Linked DNA regions of Homo sapiens: region 1 is linked to region 2. The links are chromatin loops, found by intact Hi-C in ENCODE. Cell type or tissue: heart left ventricle. All regions are shown on one strand. Links, peaks and the distances in the headings refer to the core of each region. The heading gives the core; the rest is flanking DNA.

Evidence for each region. A loop is a pair of places that touch in the nucleus more often than their neighbours do. Peaks named below come from ENCODE experiments on the same cell type or tissue, not always from the same donor. Only the 100,000 strongest peaks of a DNase experiment are listed, where the experiment ranks them.
Region 1: a loop joins it to region 2, with 17 times the contacts of the local background. A loop is called at or near these places in 62 of 110 quality-filtered maps.

What each region holds. Positions count from the first base shown.
Region 1 is chr3:14,779,149-14,784,532 of GRCh38, reverse strand. No RefSeq gene overlaps it. Among named protein-coding and RNA genes, the nearest start is that of LINC02011, 30 kb to the left of the region's middle. In heart left ventricle, for the core only: a CTCF peak has its summit at 3,413; a DNase peak (open chromatin) is centred at 3,425.
Region 2 is chr3:14,671,221-14,676,602 of GRCh38, reverse strand. CCDC174 (coiled-coil domain containing 174) reads right to left here. Exons shown (of 11, transcript NM_016474.5): 11 at 3,948-5,382. It overlaps C3orf20 (chromosome 3 open reading frame 20), which reads right to left and starts at 1,462. Exons shown (of 17, transcript NM_032137.5): 1 at 1,351-1,462. RefSeq lists enhancers at 2,901-2,950, 4,276-4,485, 4,420-5,382. In heart left ventricle, for the core only: a CTCF peak has its summit at 2,670 (motif pointing left); no DNase peak of the experiment used is centred there.

The DNA.
Region 1 (5,384 bases), core at 307-5,306, 110 kb before region 2:
ACCTCCCAGAGCCAGGACCCCTCCCTGTTGTCCTTCCCTCCAACCCCACAGGGCCAGCAGCCGAAACAACCCACTCTCTTTCTCATATGTGAGCTGACAGCTTCGGGGCAGTTCACGTGTCCCCAGCAGCCCCTAAACCTAGGGAAGGGAGAAAGAGGCAGGAGGGGAAGGCCCACCCAATCTCCTTCCTGGAAGGGGAAAGTCATTATGATGCAGCTGGCAGGAGCTGGCTGGGCTTTTATTTCCCAAGGCCTGAGCTGGGGGCCAGAGGAGATTGCTCACAGATAGGGAGATGCTGCTGCTGGGGCTGATGCTTTATTCCTGCTCCTGCTCCTGCTCCTTGGCCCGCAGCCAAGCCACTTAACCCTTGAGGGAGCTGCAGACTGGAAGCAGCCCGCAGTGGGGTGGGCCCTGCTGGAGTGCAGGCTGGCATTACGGAAGGCAGGGGGAGCGCCTTAATCATTTTATTAATAGTTATTCTCACTTATGTTTAGTAAGCATGAGCTAAATCCTTTCTCTGTATTATCATATTTAACCCACCCAATATCCCTGGGAAGTTGCTTATTGGGATCATCCCATTTTATAGATAAGGAAGTGGCAGTCCAGAGACCAAAGTTGCTTGCCCATAGCCTCAAGGCCAGAGTGGGGGGCAGTGCAGGGAGAAAGAGGTGTTGTTAATATTTATTGAAGGGGTAAATATTTGAGGGTTCTGGGTGGGGGTGTTGGGGGTTTCAGCAACCTGCAGCCACGTATCTATTCTGGATCTTTGTGGCCTAGGAGGACATCCCAGGCCCTCTGCAGAGGGGCCCCATCCTCTCAGGCACACTGTCTTTTTCCTGCCTCAGTCCATTCCTGGCACCTAATGCCACTGTTTTTTATCCATCATCTGTGTGTTTTGAGACCTTGTGTTGCTGTGCCTGCAGCCTGGCCTGCTGCTTTTCACTATGAGAAACCAGCTTTATAGGTTGCACTTGCATCTGGCATCTTGCTGAATCTATGTCAGTTCTAACAGTTTGTCTATTGACTCTGTTGGTTTTTCTAGGTAGATGATTAAATTATCTTCAATACTGACAATTTTATCTTTTGCTCTTACATCCTTGTACCTGTTTCAATTTCTTTCTGTAGAGTGTTGAAGAGCTCTAATATATTTTGGACAGTGGTGTTGAAGTAGTATCCTTGTCTTTTTACAGGGAAGATTAAAACATTTAAAGTGTTTCCATTGCTGGGCACGGCAGCTCATGCCTGTAATCCTAGCACTTTGGGAGGCCGAGGCGGGTGGATCACCTGAGGTGAGGAGTTCGAGACCAGTCCGGCCAACATGATGAAACCTTGTCACTACTAAAAATACAAAAATTAGTCGGGCATGGTGGCAGGCGCCTGTAATCCTAACTACTTGGGAGGCTGAGGCAGGAGAATTGCTTGAACCCGGGAGGCAGAGGTTGCGGTGAGCCAAGACTGCTCCATTGCACTCCAGCCTGGGCAACAAGAGTGAAACTCCATCTCAAAAAAAAAAATAAATAATAATAATATAATAAAATAAAGTGTCTCCATTAAGAAAAATATTTGTTGTGGGTTTTTCTTATATAAACTTCACTAGGTTAAGAAAGTGACCTTCTATTTCCAGCTTGCTAGGCTTTACCTAATAAATTTTATTCACCAGTCGAGATAGAATTTGATTTTTCTTATTTAGTCTATTAATATAGCGAATTATATTGATTTATTTTCTGACATTGAACTGTCTTGGCATTGCTAGGATAAACCTTACCTGACATAATGTATTATTTAAAAAAATAAATATACCATCGGATTCAGTTAGCTAATCTTTTATTTAGAATGTTTGTACCTACATTCATCAGTGAAATAAGCAATGAGATTTTCATCTTCTCTTCTTTGTATTGACCTTATCTGATTTTGAGGTACACTAGGCTCAGAAACCACCCAATTGCCCATCTACAGTAGAATGGAAAAATATATTGTGGTATAACTGTACAGTGAAATTCTATAAACCAATGCGATTGAATGAACTTCAATCACATACAACAAGGATGGATTTCATAAACATAATGAATATAAAAGAACCCAGACACAAAAGAGTGCACAGTATGTGATGCCATTTGAATAAAATGTAAAAACAGGCAAAACTAACCTATGGCGGAGGCAGGTGATGATTTGCTCTGGATTCTAGTCATGTGCTGTGTTCGTCTATTCTTGCACTGCTATAAAGAAATACCTGAGACTGGGTAATTTATGAAGGAAAGAGGTTTAATTGGCTCATGTTTCTACAGGCTGTACAAGCATGGGGCCAGCATCTGCTCAGTTTCTGGGGAGGCCTCAGGAAGCTCTTATTCATGGCAGAAGGCGAAGGGGGACCAGGCACTTTGCATGGTGAAAGCAGGAGCAAGAGAGAGTGGGTGGGGAGGTACCATGCTTTACAAAAACCAGATCTCACGAGAACTCACTGTCTTGAGAACAAGATTAAGCTATGAGGGATCCCCCACCATGACCCAAACACCTCCCACCAGTCCCCACCTCCAACACTGGGGATTACAATTCAACATAAGATTTAGGCAGGGACAAATATCCAAACTATATCATAGGGGTATGTTTACCTTGACAAATTCATTCAGATGGAGCTTAAACACTGTTTACTTTTCTATATTTACATTGTACTTTGACAAAACTTACATAGAGCTTTATAAAATAAAATTTGCTATTTTTAGGAACAGCTTATAAAACACACACATAAACAGTTTTTTGTTTTTTTTTTGAAACATGGTCTGGCTCTGTCTTCCAGGCTGGAGTGCAGTGGTGTGATCTCAGCTCACTGCAACCTCTGCCTCCCAGGCTCAAGCCATCCTCTCTGCTCAGCCTCTGGAGTAGTTGGGACTACAGGCTACCATGCCCAGTTAATTTCTGTATATTTTGCAGAGACAGGGTTTCACCATGTTGGCCAGGCTGGTCTTGAACTCCTGAGCTCAAGTGATCCACCTGCCTCGGCCTCCCAAAGTGCTGGGATTACAGGCGTGAGCCACATGAGCTATTTTAAACTCACCTGTAAAACCATATGGACCTGGGTTTTGGGATGTGCGTGTGTGCACGTGCACACGCATAAGACTGACTGCCGTTTCCATTTATTTACAATTCCAGGTTTTTTCCAGTTTTTGATTTCTTTTTGCAACAATACTGGTGTTTTTTTAAGAAACATATCCATTTTACATTAGGGAGGTAATTGATATACCAATCAAACCCAAAAATATCAGTGGCTTAACACAATGAAGTTTATTTCCCGCTCTTGACATTGTCCGTCGTGGGCTGGGGAAGGGCTCTGAGAGCCAGAACTCTCCCATCTTGTGGGAGCATTAAGAGCTCAGAGTCCTCCACTGGCGCTTCTGTATCCAGCATTCTTCCCTGCGGACAGCATGGGGGCGCTGCGGGGTTAGCTTTTACAGGCTGGGCCTGGAGGTGGTGAACTTAACTGCCACCCACATTTCATTAGCCAGAACTTAGGCACCTGGCTGCAGATGAATCCATGGGAGAATGGGAAGTGTAACAGGGCTGTGTGCCCAGAAGGAAGGGAAATCATTTGGGAATACACGGCAGGCTTTGCCCCAGGTTTCATCTAGGTTTTCACATTTATTGTTGTCTGATTGTTCATAATAATATTTTTAAAAAGATCTTTATTTCTCTTTTTTTCCCAAGCTGTTATATATCTTTCTGGGGGTCCACTTATTAATTCATTTAAAGGACTAGTTTTAGGGTTTGGTCATCTTCACCATTTCATTAACGTCTGCATGTCTTTCTTATTTTTAGCCTTTTTTGGCTAAAAAAATAGCCAAGTAATAATAATAAATGTACTTAAAGCTCTACATTTTCTTCCAAATACTGTTTTAGCTGTGTGCCACAAATTCTGACATTGTAGCATTTTCATTATCATTCAATTCTAAATATTTCTGAATTTCCTTTAGGATTTCAATTTTAACCAAAGACCTAGAGTGTTAAGACATTTTTGTTATTTGTCTCTAACTTCATTGCATCCTACTTGGATAATATAATCTGTAAATTCCTCTGGATTGAATGAGGCTTCCTTTATGATCTAATATATGGTATATCTTTTACAAAGTTCCACAGGCGTCAAAAAAGAATGTGGGTTCTCTATATTTTAGGTAGATTCACATACACGCAGTCAAGCTCACTGATAGCATTATACAGAACTTTGATATCTCTGCTTATTTTTTGTCTGCTTTATTAATTTCTGGGAATGGTATTTTTAAATATTCACTTCATTAGCTGGATGCAGTGGTGTGTGCCTATAGTCCTACCTACTCAGGAGGCTGAGGTGGGAGGATAACCTAAGCCCGGGAGTTCAAGACCAGCCTGGGTGATATAGTAAGACCCCGTCTCTTAAAAAAAAAAATAAGAAAATTCATTTTAAGTTGGTTTTATGTTTTTTTTTTTCTTGATGTATTTTGAAACTGCATACATCCTGGTGCATTTTCATTCTTGTTCTATTGTTTCTCTTACCCCTATATAACATCTTTCTCTATCCTCTATATTTTTGGTTTAAATTATATTTTGTCAGATATTAGGATTGCTATCCTAGCTTTTTAGGTTCATATTTGCCTGGTATATATTTCTAGTCCTTTATCTTCAATATTTATGTGTCTTTCTATTTTGACTGTCTCAAGTAGACAACATAGAGTCAGATCTTGTATTTTTAAACCTAATCTGAGAATCCCTACATTTTAAACATTTTAACAGCTTTATTGAGATATAATTCACATACCACACAGTTCACCCATTTAAAATGTAAAATTCAGTGATTTTTAGTATATTTACAAAGTTGTGCAACCATCACCACTAATTTTAGAATATTTTCACAATTCCAAAAGAAATTCTATATCCATTAAAAATCACTCCCTGTTTCTCCTGCCCTCCAGTCCTAGGCAACTACTACTCTAGTTTCTGATTTTATAAATTTGCCTATTCTGTATATTTCATGTAAATAGAATCATATAATATGTGGTCTTTTGTGACTGTTTTCTTTGACTTAGCATAATATTTTCAAGGTTCACCCATGTTGTAAAATGAATCAAAATTGTATTCTTTTTACTGCTGAGTAACATTCTACTTTACGGATATACCATAATTTATTCATCTATTCATCAACTGATGGACATTTGAGTTGTTTCCCCTTTATGGCTATTGTGAATAATGCTTCAGTGAACATTCATGTACAAGTTTTTGTATATGAAAGTCTCTATTTTTTGATTGGCAAGTTTAACCCATTTACATTTATTATACTAACCTTATATTGAGACTTGTTTTTGGTATTACTTTTTTACTTTTTTTTTTTTTCCTCTTCACTTGTTTCCCTTGGACAAACA
Region 2 (5,382 bases), core at 383-5,382:
GTATAAAGATCGATGTTTGTTAAACCATACTAAAAGATGCTTATAGCCACTTCATTCCCTATAGTGAAATAATGATGTACATTAAGCTGATGAACTATTAGGCAACAATTAAAAATAACTAGGAAGCTCGGTTTTAGAAATGTTAAAGAAAGAAGAACCAAATGGTGTGTATACACTGATTACACATTCCATGGAAACCTGTGCAGATCATAAGTTGGACACAGAGATACAAAGCCTTTTCTTTTTAAGGAAAAGGTGATTATTTTTGGAAAAGCAATAAAACCTGGGTTCCCAGCAAAGACAGTGGCACAGTTACCAGACTCACTTGCAACCTGGGAGACCTGGGCTGGGAGCAAGGTCCACTCTTGTATTTTTTGATTTTCAAAAACCGTGAACAACTATGGCTGTGCATGGAGAGGCTGGTGTGGGGTGGGGTGCGGGGAGGTGCTCTGTTCAACCGCAGGGAATAATGACCAAAAAAAAAAAGGCGGGGGGGAGGGGGAAGGAATGCAGTACACCCCACAGAAAATGCTTAAAACCTGGCCAAACTGTTACTAAGCATGTGAGCTTTCAGACTTAGGGAGAATGTGGCAATTAGAAATGTAGTGGAGGGCCGGGTGCAGTGGCTCACACCCGTCATCCCAGCACTTTGGGAGGATGAGGCAGATAGATCATCTGAGGTCAGGAGCTCGAGACCAGCCTGGCCAACATGGGTGAAACCCCATTTCTACTAAAAATACAAAAATTAGCTGGACGTGGTGGTGCATGCCTGTAATCCCAGCTACTCGGGAGGCTGAGGCAGGAGAATCACTTGAACCCGGGGAGTGGAGGTTGCAGTGAGCCACTGCACTCCAGCCTAGGCAGCAGAGCGGGACTCCATCTCCAAAAATAAATAAATAAATAAATAAATAACAAAAACAAAAGAAATACAGTGGAGAAAGAAGCTGTTTCAATTGAGGGTGGAACAGATGCAATATTTCTGGCCACTCCTACCACTGGACAAACACACACTTACTATGAGTGACTATATAGATGCAGCCTGGGATTTACTAAGAAACACCATAACAGAACATCGATAGGCCAGGTGACAGCTTTTCACTACAACACCTTACTTCCTTTGAACATTTGGATTTTCTAGTTTTCCTAGACAATGACCTACACCCATCATATCATTCCTGGCCTCTCGCCCCCAGTACACACACTTTAAACATGAAGATAATGTCCACAGCCCACCGGGGCAAAACACCTCACTCAGCCAGCTAACAGGGGCAGGCAGGATGACTGCAGTAGTTTCATCTACTCTCATTTTTTCAGTGGGTCAATGAATTCCTTTCAGTGATCATCACTCACCTTAGCCATGTAGTTTTTTATAGGAACTGCTTGCCGAATAACCGACTTAGTTCAATTTACTGACTTAAAAGGACACAGTATGGCATGGGCTACTCCAGGTTGTGTTAACTGTAAAGACCAGTACCCATCCCCGTTCCAAATTCTAAACTCTACTACCTCATCTGCATGTCACAACAAGGTCAGCTGAAAACCTCCCTGTGGGCTGCACTTGAGCTTTCACAGGGAATAAACGACATCACAAGTCTGGCAAATGTATGGCTAAACGCAGCAGGAATCTCATGTATATGGATCTGAATGTTCTTTGGGAATTCTGCAGCAAATAAAATGATTTATTGAGCCAATTCAAACGAACTCTATCAAAACACACAAAGGCCTAGAGGAGAGATTACAATGAACGTAAATAATTCAAGGCAATTTTTGATCTAAAGCATTTTGCTTAGCTCTACAAAGGCATGAATGAGGTGTGGTCACGTTTTTGTATAGGAGGTTTTGCCACTACTTGCTCCCAAGTTAAACATGGCCACAGAGTATTGTGAATGTTTAATGTATGCCTGGGAAAAATTTATTGGCCAATACTTTAGTTACTAATGGGAGGATTATGTATAGTCGGACCATAAAGCGTGTAAAAGCAGATCACTTAGAGCCGCTCTGTCCAGGACAGCAGCACTAGATGCATGGGCCCTTTGAGCACCTGAAATAAGGTTAGCATGACTAAGGAACTGGGTTTTATTTTTTCAAACTTGATGTTCAATTCAGTTACTGAAAAACTTTACTATGTTTAACTATCTTTGGAACAACTTGGATATGAATTTGTGTTTTTCAACTGCATATTTTACAAAATCTAAATACAGATCAAGTATTCCTGATGAAACGTTAGCATCCAAATTATGCTATAACCAGATACACAGTGAGTTTTGAATTCTTAGTGTGAAGAATAATTTTAGATCTCACTAATAATTTGCATATATTGAGTACATATTGAAATATTTTGGATATGCTGAGTTAAATAAAATATGTTATAATTTCACTTTTTAAATATGGTTGCTAGAAAATTGAAAATGACACTCTGGGCTTATTTTTTTTTTTTTAATTTTGAGACGGAGTTTCACTCGTTGCCCAGGCTGAAGTGCAATGGCGCAATCTCAGCTCACGGCAACCTCCACCTCCCAGGCTCCAGCGATTCTCCTGCCTCAGCCTCCCAAGTAGCTGGGATTACAGGCATGCGCCACAGATTTATTTTTTATTTCTGTTGGAGTGTGCTGTTTTAAGAGTATGGAGCTGACATTTAAGAATTCTAATGCCATCTGCTGGATACACTGGTACAAGACAGGCCCGTGTCACAGTAAGACTGTGATGGTGTGTCAATACTCAAAGAACTGGATCTGAAACAGAAAAGGGCTCACAAAACACTGAACTAAATTATACTGTTAAGAGGGGATTATAAATAGGTTTATTTAGTTTTTGAAATCCCAGAGAAAATGTGACTCACAGTTATCTTCAGATAACAGTGACCATGAGCCAACGAGCATAACTGCTTCGCCGTCCACCCGGGTGCTGCAGGCATGGATGTGGTCACCTGGGATGGACCCTTTGTGATGCTGGCTCCCACACCTACAGCTCTTCCTGCTGCCTGCCTTGTCTCTGTCTCCCTTCTCCTTTCTACTCCACAGTCAGCCTCAAGTCCTTCTGCTCTGGGTTACACACACATCCTCTTTCCATCTTTCTTTGTCTATTCATTGTTTTTTTTTTTTTTTTTGAGACACAGCCTTGCTCTTGTTGCCCAGGCTAGAGTGCAGTGGCGCGATCTTGGCTTACTGCAAGCTCCGCCTCCTGGGTTCATGCCATTCTCCTGCCTCAGCCTCCTGAGTAGCTGGGACCACAGGCACCTGCCACCACGCCTGGCTAATTTTTTGTATTTTTAGTAGAGACAGGGTTTCACCGTGTTAGCCAGGATGGTCTCGATCTCCTGACCTCGTGATCCGCCCGCCTTGGCCTCCCAAAGTGCTGGGATTACAGGCGTGAGCCACCGTGCCCAGCTGTTTTCTTTCTACCCTTTCTTTTTTCTATTTTTCCTATGATTCTAGCATGTCTAATAATTCTATTTTTCTTTTTAGTATTCCAATTTTTCTTTTTGTCTCCTCCCTCTTTATCCTACAAGCTGTTTCAGTAGGTTTTGTAGTTTTAGCTCTTACATTTAGGTCTTTGATTCATCGTGAGTTGATTTTTTGTATGTGGTGTGAGGCAGAAGTCCAAACCCATTCTTTTGCATGGAATATTCACTTGTCCCAGAACCATTTGTTGAAAAGACTGCTCTTTCCCCACTGGATGGTCCTGGCACCACTGTCAAAAATCAATTGACCACGGATATATGTTTTATTTCTGGACTCTCGCCTCTATTCCACTGATCTATGTGTCTATTCTTATGCCACTACCACACTGTGTAGATTATCGTAGCTTTGTGGTCAATCTTGAAATCAGGAAGTGTGAGTCCTCTTTGTTTTTTCTCTAGATTGTTTTGACTATTCTGGGTTCCTTGCATTTCCATGTGAATTTTAAGATTAGCTTGTCAATTTCTGCAAAAAAGGCAGCTGGGTTAGTTGGTTTTTATGTGTATTTATTAAAAAAAGCAATTACCCGATTAGGCTGACAGAATGATTAGGCTGACCATTAAAAGGACTGGCAACTTTATCCTCAGAGTTTAGAGGTAAGTTTGTAAGAATTCAGGATGTTTGTCTAAGATTGCTTGATACTAGGGCAACAAGACTGAGAGCAGAGGGCACTAAAAAGACTGTCTAGGGGTTAGACATCAATTGTGTTTAAGTCTGAGATCTGCCCCTTAGGTACCATATGACCCTGCACAAGTCATCGACCCCTCCACACTCCAGTGTGTCATCTGTAATGAGGATGGGGCACTCCCTTCCACACTGCAGCACTGCGGGAACCGAGACAATGCCATCGCAGAGGACCTGCAGGGGACAGGCTACTTCACTCACTCCTCTCCTTCCCACTCTTCAGAGAACAAGGACTTGTGCTACTGTATTCTCACAGCACTCACTGGCCTGGGAACCAGCTGTGGGAGCCCTATGGGCCTGGTCATCAACTCTCAACTGCTTGTGTGCAGCTGTAGGAACCCTCTGAGGTGTGGCAGGTAGAGGATGGGGTGGGTGCCCAGGCACACTGCTGACTTTCTGGAGCCCTGCCCACCCCCAACCCTCTCCTTATTACTAATGACACGGGAACCCACCTGCTCCACTGTGCAGCCCCAAGTCTGATCCAAGTCAGGCTCCTGAATGTGAGGAAGCCGAGCATGGGGGCGACAGGGAGGTGGGATGCACTGAAAAGCTCTAACCATTGCCGCTAAGGCACATCAGTCTCTGACCAGGTCCAGCAGCCTCCACGTACGTCCCAGTCCTTCAACACACATTTACTGAATGCCCACTGCACACAGGAGTGTAGGTAATAGCATGGTATGACAGTAAAATTAAGTAAACAACTCCCACTTCTACCTTTCTGGACTACGAAGAGCTCCTCCTGGTCTTCCTTATCATTTCCTATGTGATTACTTCCGGGTCCTCTTGGAGAACAGAGCATTTTGCCTCCCATGCAGTTTTCCACTGCTTGACAGGGAGAAATTCCTCGTGACCTATGGTCCATCGGCTGATCTGGAAGCTGAACCCTTGGAATAAAGACACCTGCATGCTCGGATTTGCAAAAGGAATGGAAAAGAACCCTTAAATATGAGTAAGTCGTGGGAGTAGATATGAAACAGGGTTATAAGCACATCTCAGTGTCTAATTTTACAGAATAAATACTTCTATTCTATCGCAGCTCACATGTAAATCCAGGTAGGTATGTCCCTATCCCACTTAGAATAAAATGAACAGCCAAGTGGCCAAAGTTTCCATAACTTTCCTCCTTGCTGACAAATCCAACCCGAAGTCTGTGCCTCCTAGGGAAAGGACAGGACAAAGGTACAATTCAGTTCCTAAAGTTATTTCTCCCTCTGGGAGAGAAAGGCACTGTCAAAGTACA